2 separate regions of the Homo sapiens genome follow, and region 2 is linked to region 1. The links are chromatin loops, found by intact Hi-C in ENCODE. Cell type or tissue: GM12878. All regions are shown on one strand. Each heading gives the region's core, and the rest is flanking DNA. Links, peaks and the distances in the headings are about the cores only.

Region 1 (5,384 bases), core at 242-5,241:
CTGTGATATAGTGAAAAGAATAACAACATAGAAGTTTAAAAACTTGAAACATAGGCCGGGCACAGTGGCTCACACCTGTAATCCCAGCACTCTGAGAGTCCAAGGTAGGCGGATCACCTGAGGTCAGGAGCTCAAGACCAGCCGGGCCATGGTGAAACCCCGTCTCTACTAAAAATACAAAAAATTAACCGGGCATGGTGATGTGCGCCTGTAATCCCAGCTACTTGGCAGGCTGAGGCAAGGGAATCACTTGAACCCAGGAGGCAGAGGTTGCAGTGAGCTGAGATCTCACCATTGCACTCCAGCCTAGGCAACAAGAACAAAACTCCATCTAAAAAAAAAAAAAAAACTTGAAATATAGTCTAAATTGTGCCCACTAATTAGCTGGGTAACTTTGGAAAAAAATGTTTAAATGGGTCTCACTTTACACACTGAGGAAGGCAGGATTTATTGACCTAAACAAAAATCTTTAAGAGCCCTCTTGCTCTATTATTTTCTAATTCTTCAGTTTATCTATTGCATTTTCTCCTTTATTTTTATTATTTTTTGAAATATGATTTTTGGCACATTGATTTAATTTTCTAGTGGTTAAATTATTTGAGACATCATTTAAATTCTTTAAAAATCAGGCCAGGTGTAGTGGCTCATGACTGTAATTCCAGCACTTTGGGAGGCCAAGGCGGGCAGATCACTTGAGGTCAGGAGTTTGAGACCAGCCTGGCCAACATAGTGAAATCCCATCTCTACTAAATAAATAAATAAATAATTTAAAAATCTAAAAAGGAGGCAAGCATGGAGGCTCACACCTGTAATCTCAGCTACTTAGGAGACAAAGGCAGGAGGATCACTTGAGTTCAGGAGTTTGAGACCAGCCTTGGCAATATAGCAAGAAACCATCTCTAAAAAAAAAAAAAAAAATGAAAAGAAAAGAAACAAAAAAAACTAAAAAGGATATAAACTTTTGATTCTAATGCTTTATATAGCAAACATATGATTTAGAATAATTTAAATTATTACATTCAAAATATGTGTTTACTTCAAATATATTTTCAGAAACCTTAAACAATAAAAGTAAATAAATAATGCTTTTTAGCCTCATCCATCTAAAAGCAGGTAGATGGGGAGATGACTCATGACCCAGAACCCCAAGATTCTCAGGTCATGGTCACCTTTTGCCACTCTCACCACCACCTCCAACAAAGCAGTGGAAAAGCCTATATGCTGACCTTGTGGTCCAAGGAGATTTAAAGTGTGGTGGGGCATTGTGGGTTGAACAGTATCCCCAAAAAGATTTGCTCAAGTCTGAACCCCTAAAACCTACAAATGGGACCTTATTTGGAAACAAATAAGAGCCTCGGTGATATAATCAAGTTAAGATGAGGTTATACTGCATTAGAGTATATTTACGGAAAGAGGTATGAACATTCTGACAATCAGTATACACTACTGGTAGGAGTGTAAATTCGTTCAACCCTTGTGAAAAGCAGCATGGCAATTCCTCAAAGAGCTAAAAGCAGAACTACCATTCTACCCAGCAATCCCATATATATCCAGAAGAATATAAATCATTCTACCATAAAGACACACACATGCAAATGTTTATTGCAGCACTATTCACAATAGCAAAGATATAGAATCAACCCAAATGACCATCAATGACAGATTGGATAAAGAGAATGTGATACTTATATACCAGGGAATACTATGCAGCTATAAAAAAAGAACAAGATCATGTCTTTTGCGGGAACATGGATGGAGCTGGAGACTATTATCCTTAGCAAACTAATGGAGGAACAGAAAACCAAATACAATATGTTCTCACTTATAAGTAGGAGCTAAATGATAAGAACTACGAACACAAAGAAGGAAACAAAAGACACTGGGACCTACTTAAGTGGGGAGGGCATCAGGAGGGAAAGAAGCAGAAAAGGTAACTATTGGGTACTTGGCCTAACACTTGGATGATAAAATAATGCATACAACAAACTCCCATGACATTGGTTTACCTATGTAACAAACCTTCCCATGTACCCCACAAACCTAAAATTAAAAGTTTAAACAAGGGGAAAATTTAGACATACACAGAGACAGGGCCATTTGATGATGGAGACAGAGATTGGAGGGTTGCAGCTGCAAGCCAAGCAATGCCAAAAATGTCAGCAAGCACCAGAAGCTAGGGGAGCGGCCCAGGTCAGTTTCTCCCTTAGGGCCTCCAAAAGGAACCAACCCTACCAACGCTGATTTTAGACTCCCAGCCTCCACAACCGTGAAACAAATACAGATGTTTAAGCAACCCAGTTTGTGGTGTCTTGTTACAGCAGCCCTAGGAAACTAAAACTGGGAGCATCAAAGCCATTTCCTGCTCTATTGTGTCCTCGTCCCACAGATGAGCCTAGAAATGCCTGACTTGGCTATGTAAAAATACAGAGAACTTGCCACTTTCATGAGAGGCTGACTGCTCATGAACTGTCACAGGACAGGTGCACTTCATCAGCCTCAGCTCATGCTTTACTCATGGTCTTTGTTGGTTCCTTTGAAAGCAGGATGTGGTTTGCCCCAGCTTCCCTCCTTCTTGGAACCAGCATGTAACGCATACTTGTTTTGAGAGTTTTTTTTTTATTATTATTACTATTGCAGAGAAACAGGGCTTTAAAAAGATTCAAAAGCATTTCAAAACTATGAAAATCTCCCAAATATATAAGTGGTATATGTGGGCTTTGCTGAGATGTCATTGCAGTTTGGCCTGTTTATTGTCATCTGGTACCTGCTCCATAAGGATGACAGTTATTATTTGTAGAATCATTCCATGAGCCACTTCTAAAGATGCAGCTTTATTAGGCCACTGAAAATGGAAAGATGAGATACAGTCTCTGATCTCACAGAAATTACACTTCAGAAGGGACAGAAATATTTAAGCAAATCAGGGCAATAGGTGTTAAAAATTAAAAAGTGTACGTGGCATATTGAGGTGGCATAAGTTAGGTATCATTAATAATTTCAAGAATAAAATGATCTTGAATTGAGATTTGGAAAATATAGATATTTGTCAAGTAGGCGAGGCGAGAAAGGGCATTCCAGCATGGGCAATGGTCCAGGTATGTACACACACATACACACTCACACACACATTGGCAAATTTGAGGGAACTGCAAGTAGTTTATTGTGGGTAGAGTAATATAAAATAGAATTGAAAGCAAGTTTTTTAAAATGAGCCTAAGGGAATACGATAGTAGCAAGAGAGAACTTTGTTCAGAAAATTATTGCATACGTTTCTATTTTTTTTTTCTTGTTTTTGAGACAGGGTCTCACTCAGTCGCCCAGGCTGGAGTGCAGTGGCAAGATCTCAGCTCACTGCAGCCTTGACCTCCCGAGCTCAAGCGTTCCTGCCACCTCAGCCTCCCAAGTAAGTTTCTGAGACTATAGGTGTGCGACACGAAGCCCAGCTAATTTTTTTTTTTTTTTTTTTTTTTTTTGTAGAGACTGGGTTTTGCCATGTTGCTCAGGCTGGTTTTAAACTCCTGAGCTCAAGTGGTCTGCCCACCTCAGCCTCCCAAAGTGCTAGGATTACAGGTGTGAGCCACCATATCCAGCCAGGTTTCTATAGTTTTTTTTTAATAGGTAGCTTTCACATGTGACTCCATGCATCAGAGTAGGTAATTCAAAGAAGAGAACCTCATCAGTTAAGACTCACAATATCATAAGGTAAAAACTAATCCTTTGCTCAAAAGAATGAGAAAAATATTTACTATAATCCCAAAGTGTAGTTGTGGTGGCAGAAGGGAAGAAGAGAAAGGAACAGAAATGAAACAAAAATGATCAGGAGGTAGAGTACACTGGACAAAATAACTGTAGGATGGCTCCCAGTTTTCTTGCATTGGTGACAAGGAGAATGGAGACACTGTAAGCTAAAGGCAAGAAAGACAGTGAGTTCAGTTGTGGGAATATCAACTGTTTAATACCCTATGGGGAAATACTAGTAAAGTTGTCCAGTGAGCATCAGGGATGACGAACTCAGATGACAGGCATGATTGGAATTAGAGATATCAAATGAGCTTATAGTTAGAAGTTGAAGCTAAAAAAAAAAAATGGATAAGCTCAGTCAAATGGGCTTGTAGACTAAGAAAAGAAGGTATGTAATGATTAAGAGCATAGGCTCTGGAGCCAAAATGCTAGCGTCTGGATCATAGCTCCATTACTAGCTAGCCATGTGATCTTAGGCAAATTAACTTCTCTGTTTCAGTTCCTGCAATTATGAGGTTGTGAAAATTAACTGAGTTATTTTATGTAATGTACTTAGAAGTGTGCCTGACCCATAGTAAATATTCAATAATCTGTGAAGAGAGAAAATGGGGACATGGGAAAAGAGAGAGGCAGAGACAGAAAAAGATTGGTGAGAAAGACAGCCAAGGAAAAAAGCGCAATGAAAAGCAGTATACAAGCAGTGGACAAAGAGAAGGGGGCTATAAGAAAGGCTGGAAAGGTGCTAAAGGACGAAAGAAATTAAAACCAGCAAGGAATGTAAGAATCTCAAGATGAAGTGTTGGTTCAAAAGTTGGATCTTGCTGGGTGCGGTGGCTCACGCCTGTAATCCCAGAACTTTGAGAGGCAAGGCAGGCAAATCACTTGAGGTCAGGAGTTCAAGACCAGCCTGGCCAACATGGTGAAGCCCTGACTCTACTAAAAGTACAAAAATTAGCCAGGCATGGTGGAGTGTGCCTGTAATCCCAGCTACTCGGGAAGCTGAGGCACGAGAACTGCTTAAACCCAGGAGGTGGAGGTTGCAGTGAGCGGAGATCTGGCCACTGCACTCCAGCCTGGGCAACAGAGTGACACCCTGTCTCAAAAAAAAAAAAAAAAAAAAAAAAAAAAAGACATTAAGAGTCCACCGGATTGGTATTTGGGTCAGTAGGAGCTCTCCGAGAGTACAGCACAAAAGCAGAAGCAGATGTGTGGGAGGTGTGGGAGGCCACTGCACAACCTCCTCACTAGCCTCCTGCTGTTTTTACCTACTTGTGTGTGTACCTAATAGAATTTTTCTTGATATGAAGGTGCAACCTGAAGATTTAGCATTTTCTTTCAATTTAGTCAGCTTCCTGTTTTTCATGCAAATTGGTCTGGAGAGAGCCGTTTTAAGTAGATAAAACAAATTCGCAAAAATTGTATTACTTGTATTATCACCTTCCCCAGTTCCACCACTATCAGTCAACATCGCCTGCTCTTTCCCAAGGATAACAGTGATGATGGCAGAGAAACAGCAGAGACAATAAGAAAATGCCAAAACAAAAATATAAGAAGATAGAATAAGAACCTGTCTCAATAACTCCACAGCGCTGGAGCGGGAACATCTGTGTATGTGAAAATGTGTTAGGATATGTGTTTCACAT
Region 2 (5,384 bases), core at 282-5,281, 220 kb before region 1:
TGTATATTTAAGAAAGAACTGCCTGACCTGAAGATTAAATTATATTTTCTAAATTATTATACAAATACCAGCATTTGACCTAGTCCCTTTAGCATAATTTTTGTATTCTTTCAAGATTTGCTAACTGAATCATTAAAACATGGTTGATGCCATGAATTAAATCACTGTTTTTTCATTTGTACTTGTACAAATTAATTTCAAATACAATCAAGAAAGTAAATATAGCAGACATCTTCTGTCTTGAAAGATACACAGAATACTTGGTGGAGATTTTAATGTGGTTATTAGTATTCAACCTATTATCAAAAAGCCTCTTCTTTAATTATCAGTCTTTTGCATTTAACATCTTTTATCAAGATTAAGAGGTTCACATTTTTAACATTTTGCACTTGTTTTTGAATGAATAGTTTCATGCAAGTCCCAAGTGTGAGTTTAGCAGAATTTCAATACTTCGATATTTATACAGATTTCTAAACTAACCCAGAGGTCACTTTGAATCTATCTTTCTTCTTATCTATTTTATTGTATTTCTACTTCAGTTATTCTCTAACTATATCACTTTTCAAAGAATCATATTGTATAATTCAGTCAGTGGATTGCTTTTATTTCTATTACCATTATCTATCATTTGACTTGTTGAGTAACTATAATTATCAGAAAGCTTTTCTTTAAACTTTTGGGCAAAGATGATGGGCATTAAGTTTGCAACTATCAATATTGCCCAAAATCAAAGCTTTCACATGAAAAAAATTCTTTCCAAATTCGCTTAATTTTAGAAATACAAAACATAACTAAACAGCAGCTTCAACTAGGGCAAGCCCAGAAATACATTTAGTAAACCATGTTCAATCTTTTCAAAATTCAAAGATATGCCCTTCTACACTCTAAAAGTGTCTGAACATTCATTTTTGAAGTTATTTTTAAATACACTCCTCCAATAAATTAAAATTCACATTATCCTACATTAAAAATATTAGGACAGCATGAAGTCATTTGTAAGACTTTTTTCAAAAAGTTAATCATAAATGCTTAAGAATAAGAATCTTTGAGGAGTCATTTAACCTACATATACACCCACCTCCACCAATTTTGGAGACAACTGCATCAAACATACCCCAGCCAGATGGAAATCTAAATCTTATAAGAAACAAATTCTATAATCCACTACTCACTGTCAGGAAATTCTCCTTTATGTTTAAACTACAAAGCTCAGGCTACAGATTAAGCCTGTTTCCTCTAGTTCTATTCCTGGTGGAGGAGAAAAACAGATGGACACAGTCCGTCATGTAGTTGAAAACAATAATTAGGTCACTTCTTTCTCCAACATAAGGCAGAAAAAAGTTCTTTGGGTATTTTTGTATGTATTTTATTTCCTAATCATGTAAGTGGAGGCCTTCTGTGCAAAAAAATCAGCTGGTAGGCAATGCTTGTTCTTAGGAGTCTCATCTTCCAGGTATCAGCAACCTCATGTTCCCTCCCTGTTTGTCCCTGTCTGAAATACCTTAGAATCATTGCAGAAGAATATGAGATAGAAATGAGAGGAACAAGGGCTTCATCAGTTAAATGAGCCTAGTGCTTCATTTTGGCCTGAGAGCTTAATGGATCTGCAGTGAAGCAACAGTCATACAGCACATTGAGATACCAAGTGAAAGAGGTGCAAGTTCCTATTAAGGAGTCTGAGCAGTGAAGAATCTACATAAGCAATAATGGGAACTGCAGGTGTGCATTCAGCATCTGGGACTTCTATCTCAAGGCAAAGTGTTTTTCATTTCAGAAAAGCTGAAGGGCAAGAATGGCCATTGGAATAAAAACTTAAATTGGGTCTAGAATGGAGAGCAATCTGAAGACCTCAGCCATATGGAGAAAGTGTAAGAAAACTTGGAGAACGTGGAGGTATTACCAGCTTCCTACAACCTGCATCAGAGGTTAACACAGAACACAAGGGAGGAAGGCAGACATCAGTAGCAGAGAGCTCACATTTGGTTCACAGACATTCATGCCTTGATGGAGCCAACTTGATAAAAATTTACCATGCAGGATTTCAATCTTAATTAAGAATTAAGCTTTTCAATTATGTATTCATATTTTTTTAGTATTTACCACAAACATCTACTATGGAAATAGCAGTGAGAAAAACAGGGGAAAAAATTCCTGCTTTATGGAGCTTACATTCTAGTGTGACAAAATATAAACAAGATAATAAGATACATTATATAGTGATAAATGCTATAGTGAAAAAACACAAAAGTATGGCTTTTTTTTTTTTTTTTTTTGGCAGCTGCAAGATTTCATAGAGTGAAAACAGAGCTCCCATACAATGGGAGGAGACCCAAAGGGGGTTTCCACCGCCAGTTCAAATGCTTGGGTTTATATCCCGATCATTGTCCCTCCCCCTGTGCTCTCAGGCGATACATGATTTGACTATTTCTTTACCTCCTGCTTTTAGTCTAACTGGTATTTTAGTGAGCCCTCTTTACTACCTGATTGGTCAGGTGTGAGCTGAGTTACAAGCCCCATGTTTAAAGGTAGGTGCTGTCACCTTCCCCAGCTAGGCTTAGGAATTCTTAGTCGACCTAGGAAATCCAGCTAGTCCTGTCTCTCAGTTCCCCTTCTCAACAGGAAAACCCAAGTACTGTTGGGGAGGTTGCCTGACGACCGCTCTAACTGCTTCCTGCTGAATTGGGGTGTAATAGGGGTCATGCAGTTGAGATTTCCTCTGGAGAGGTGCCTTCGATGTCATGAACATTGGAGCATGGGCTAGCAGGCCAGTCCAGCAGTCCACGGTAGATCTTAGTCATGGGCTGCATCTGGGGCTCCATTTGAAGAACGATTTGTAGTTTTACAGTTTGATTCTGGAAGAGACAAACTTAACAAGGAGGTTAAAGATACAGGGATTGAAATGTATGGCCTGAAGTGTAGGGGATTATTTCTTTGGCACACTTCACAGGCCCTTGATAGTTTTGCAAAGGCTTGGCCCAGTAAATGATTTGACCATCTGATGGGTGCTATCAATGTCTGAGTAAAAGGTTTGGTGAAGGATTTTAAGTAATTTCCACTGGTTAGCTGCAGGCAAAAGTATTTTTCCTTCTTTGGTGGCTAGCCATCCTGAGGGGAGGAAACTATGTCCTTGTGAGGGTCCCCATTCTATTTCTTCGGCTGAGTACTGGGGCTTGGTTTCCTGGAGGGGATTACCCCATACTAGGGGTCTTTCTATAAGCTTTTCTAACAGAGGGTCCCGCCTTGTGGCTCTTTTGGCTTCAATATCCACTTGCCGGTTCCCTTCTATTTCCCTTTGTTTTCCTTTCTGATGACCCCATCTCTTCAGGTTTCTGTACAGCCAATAACAATCTCTTAATGGCTTCCTGATGTTTGATAGGAGTTCCCTCAGAAGTTAGGAATTCCCTTTCTCTCCATATTGCTGCGTGGGCATGGAGGACTAGGTAAGCATACTTAGAGTCTGTATATATATTTACCCTTTTTCCTTCTCCTAATTCTAGTGTATAATGGCCCCTGGTTTTGCTAGGATGTCTCTCCCTAACAAAGGAGTGGGGCTTTCAGGCATAATTAGAAAGGCATAAGAAAAGAGTAAAGTTCCCCAGTCACAAGTAGTGGCTGGGAGAAGTATCTAATGACTGCCTGTCCTAGGACCCCTCGGATAGTGACAGATCTGGAGGACAGTTGTCTGGAACAAGAGAGTAAGACTGAGAAGGCTGCGCCAGTGTCCAGGAGACAGTTAGCGTCTTGGCCCTCAATGGTCAAGCATACCCGGGGCTCTGTGAGGGTGATGGCATGGGCTGGCGCTTGCCCCGGGCACCCTCAGTCCTGCTGCTGGATCATCTAGTTAGTGGCTTCTGACTCAGAGGACCTTCGTCCCCTGGGGCAGTGGGCCTTCCAGTGATTCCCTTAACATAAGGGGCATGGACGAGGGGGCGGCTTATTTCTATTCAGACAATCTTTTTTAAAGTGTCCTTGTAGACCGCACTGGAAGCAAGCCCTATTAAGCGTTTGATTTGCCCAGCCTTTCCCTTTTCCAGAGCCTCCAAAGTCCACTTGCCTGAGGGCCATGACTAAAGCGGTGGCCTTTTTTCTTTTATCCCATTTGTCCCGTTCTGCCTGCTCCTCCTGATCTCTATTATATAAAACCAAGGTTGCCAAGTTCAATAGGGTTTCTAAGTTTTGCTGCGGGCCTAAGGTGGACTTTTGAAGTTTTTTCTAATGTCTGCAACTGACTGAGTGATAAACTTATCCTTTAAGATTAGTTGACCTTCAGTAGAGTCAGGTGACAGAGAGATACGCTTCCTCAATGCCTCCCTTAGTCTCTCCAGAAAAGCAGTAGGATTTTCTTCCTTTCCCTGTGTTACAGTGGACATCATTGAATAATTTATAGGCTTCTTCCTAGTTTTCCTTAGTCCTTCTAGCACGCAAGTTAGCAAATGTCTGTGGCACCAATATCCATGTTCTGATTCTGTGTCGCAGTGAGAGTCTACACTAGGAACTGCCTGCTGGCTTGTGAGGAATTGCTCTCCTTCTTCTGTTGTCATCCTATTATTGACCTGACTGAGATACCAGAGATCGCCAAACTCTTGGGCTACAGTTATGGTGGCACTTCTCTCATTTGGGGTTAGTGTCTGATCTAGCAGTAACATTGTATCTCTCCATGTCAGATCAAAGGATTGTCCTAACCCTTGTAAAACACCAATATAGTCATCAGAGTTATCTGAGAATTTACCTAGGTCTATTTTAGTTTGCTTCAAGTCTGACAGGGTAAAAGGTACATACACTCTGACTGGGCCAAATTCTCCAGAATACATCTTAGTGGAGTTTTTCCTTGCGGGGAACGTTTCCCATCTGAAAAAAGAACATATGGATGCCAGCAGCCCTAGTCATTTTCCAATGAGCATTAGTCATAGAGCATCCTTGATGGTCCTAATGCTTATTCCTTTCCAGGGTGCATAACCACCCATGGACCTCTGCTTATCGGATTAGTTACGCTCACCGATGTAGCAGTCCTACACCTGTTTTCCCGCCTTTCTTGACCACAAAGAAAGGGGTCTGGGCTGCTGGATTCTAGTGGTCCTTTACCACCATGCCTAACATTGCCTTTGTGCTCAGGGGTGAGTTCTAGAGCTGGGCTGGGTTCCTGAGTATTTCATAACAACCCAGCTGCCCCATCAAGATGCATTCCCATAAACAACAATTCTTATGCAAATTTGTTTCAGAGGGGGTGTAGGTAACCTTTTGAGTCAGGATTGAGATAGAGTTTCTTGATTCTGTAAGTATTTTAAGGCTTGGCTGAGTGCAAACAGCTTGTACCTTTGAACAGACCAATTATTAGGCAATTTTCCTAACTGCTTCTATAAGAGTTTCCCTATCAGTTACTGAAT

The links. Peaks named below come from ENCODE experiments on the same cell type or tissue, not always from the same donor. Only the 100,000 strongest peaks of a DNase experiment are listed, where the experiment ranks them.
Region 2: a loop joins it to region 1, with 3 times the contacts of the local background. A loop is called at or near these places in 2 of 110 quality-filtered maps.

The regions. Positions count from the first base shown.
Region 1 is chr2:195,557,281-195,562,664 of GRCh38, forward strand. No RefSeq gene overlaps it. Among named protein-coding and RNA genes, the nearest start is that of LINC01827, 15 kb to the right of the region's middle. RefSeq lists an enhancer at 2,331-2,380. In GM12878, for the core only: no CTCF peak of the experiment used is centred there; DNase peaks (open chromatin) are centred at 2,391, 4,191 and 5,029; H3K4me3 peaks cover 1,191 bases; H3K27ac peaks cover 4,106 bases.
Region 2 is chr2:195,332,403-195,337,786 of GRCh38, forward strand. All of the region lies in intron 1 of LOC105376755 (a long non-coding RNA gene), which reads right to left. Among named protein-coding and RNA genes, the nearest start is that of LINC01825, 200 kb to the right of the region's middle. In GM12878, for the core only: no CTCF peak of the experiment used is centred there; no DNase peak of the experiment used is centred there.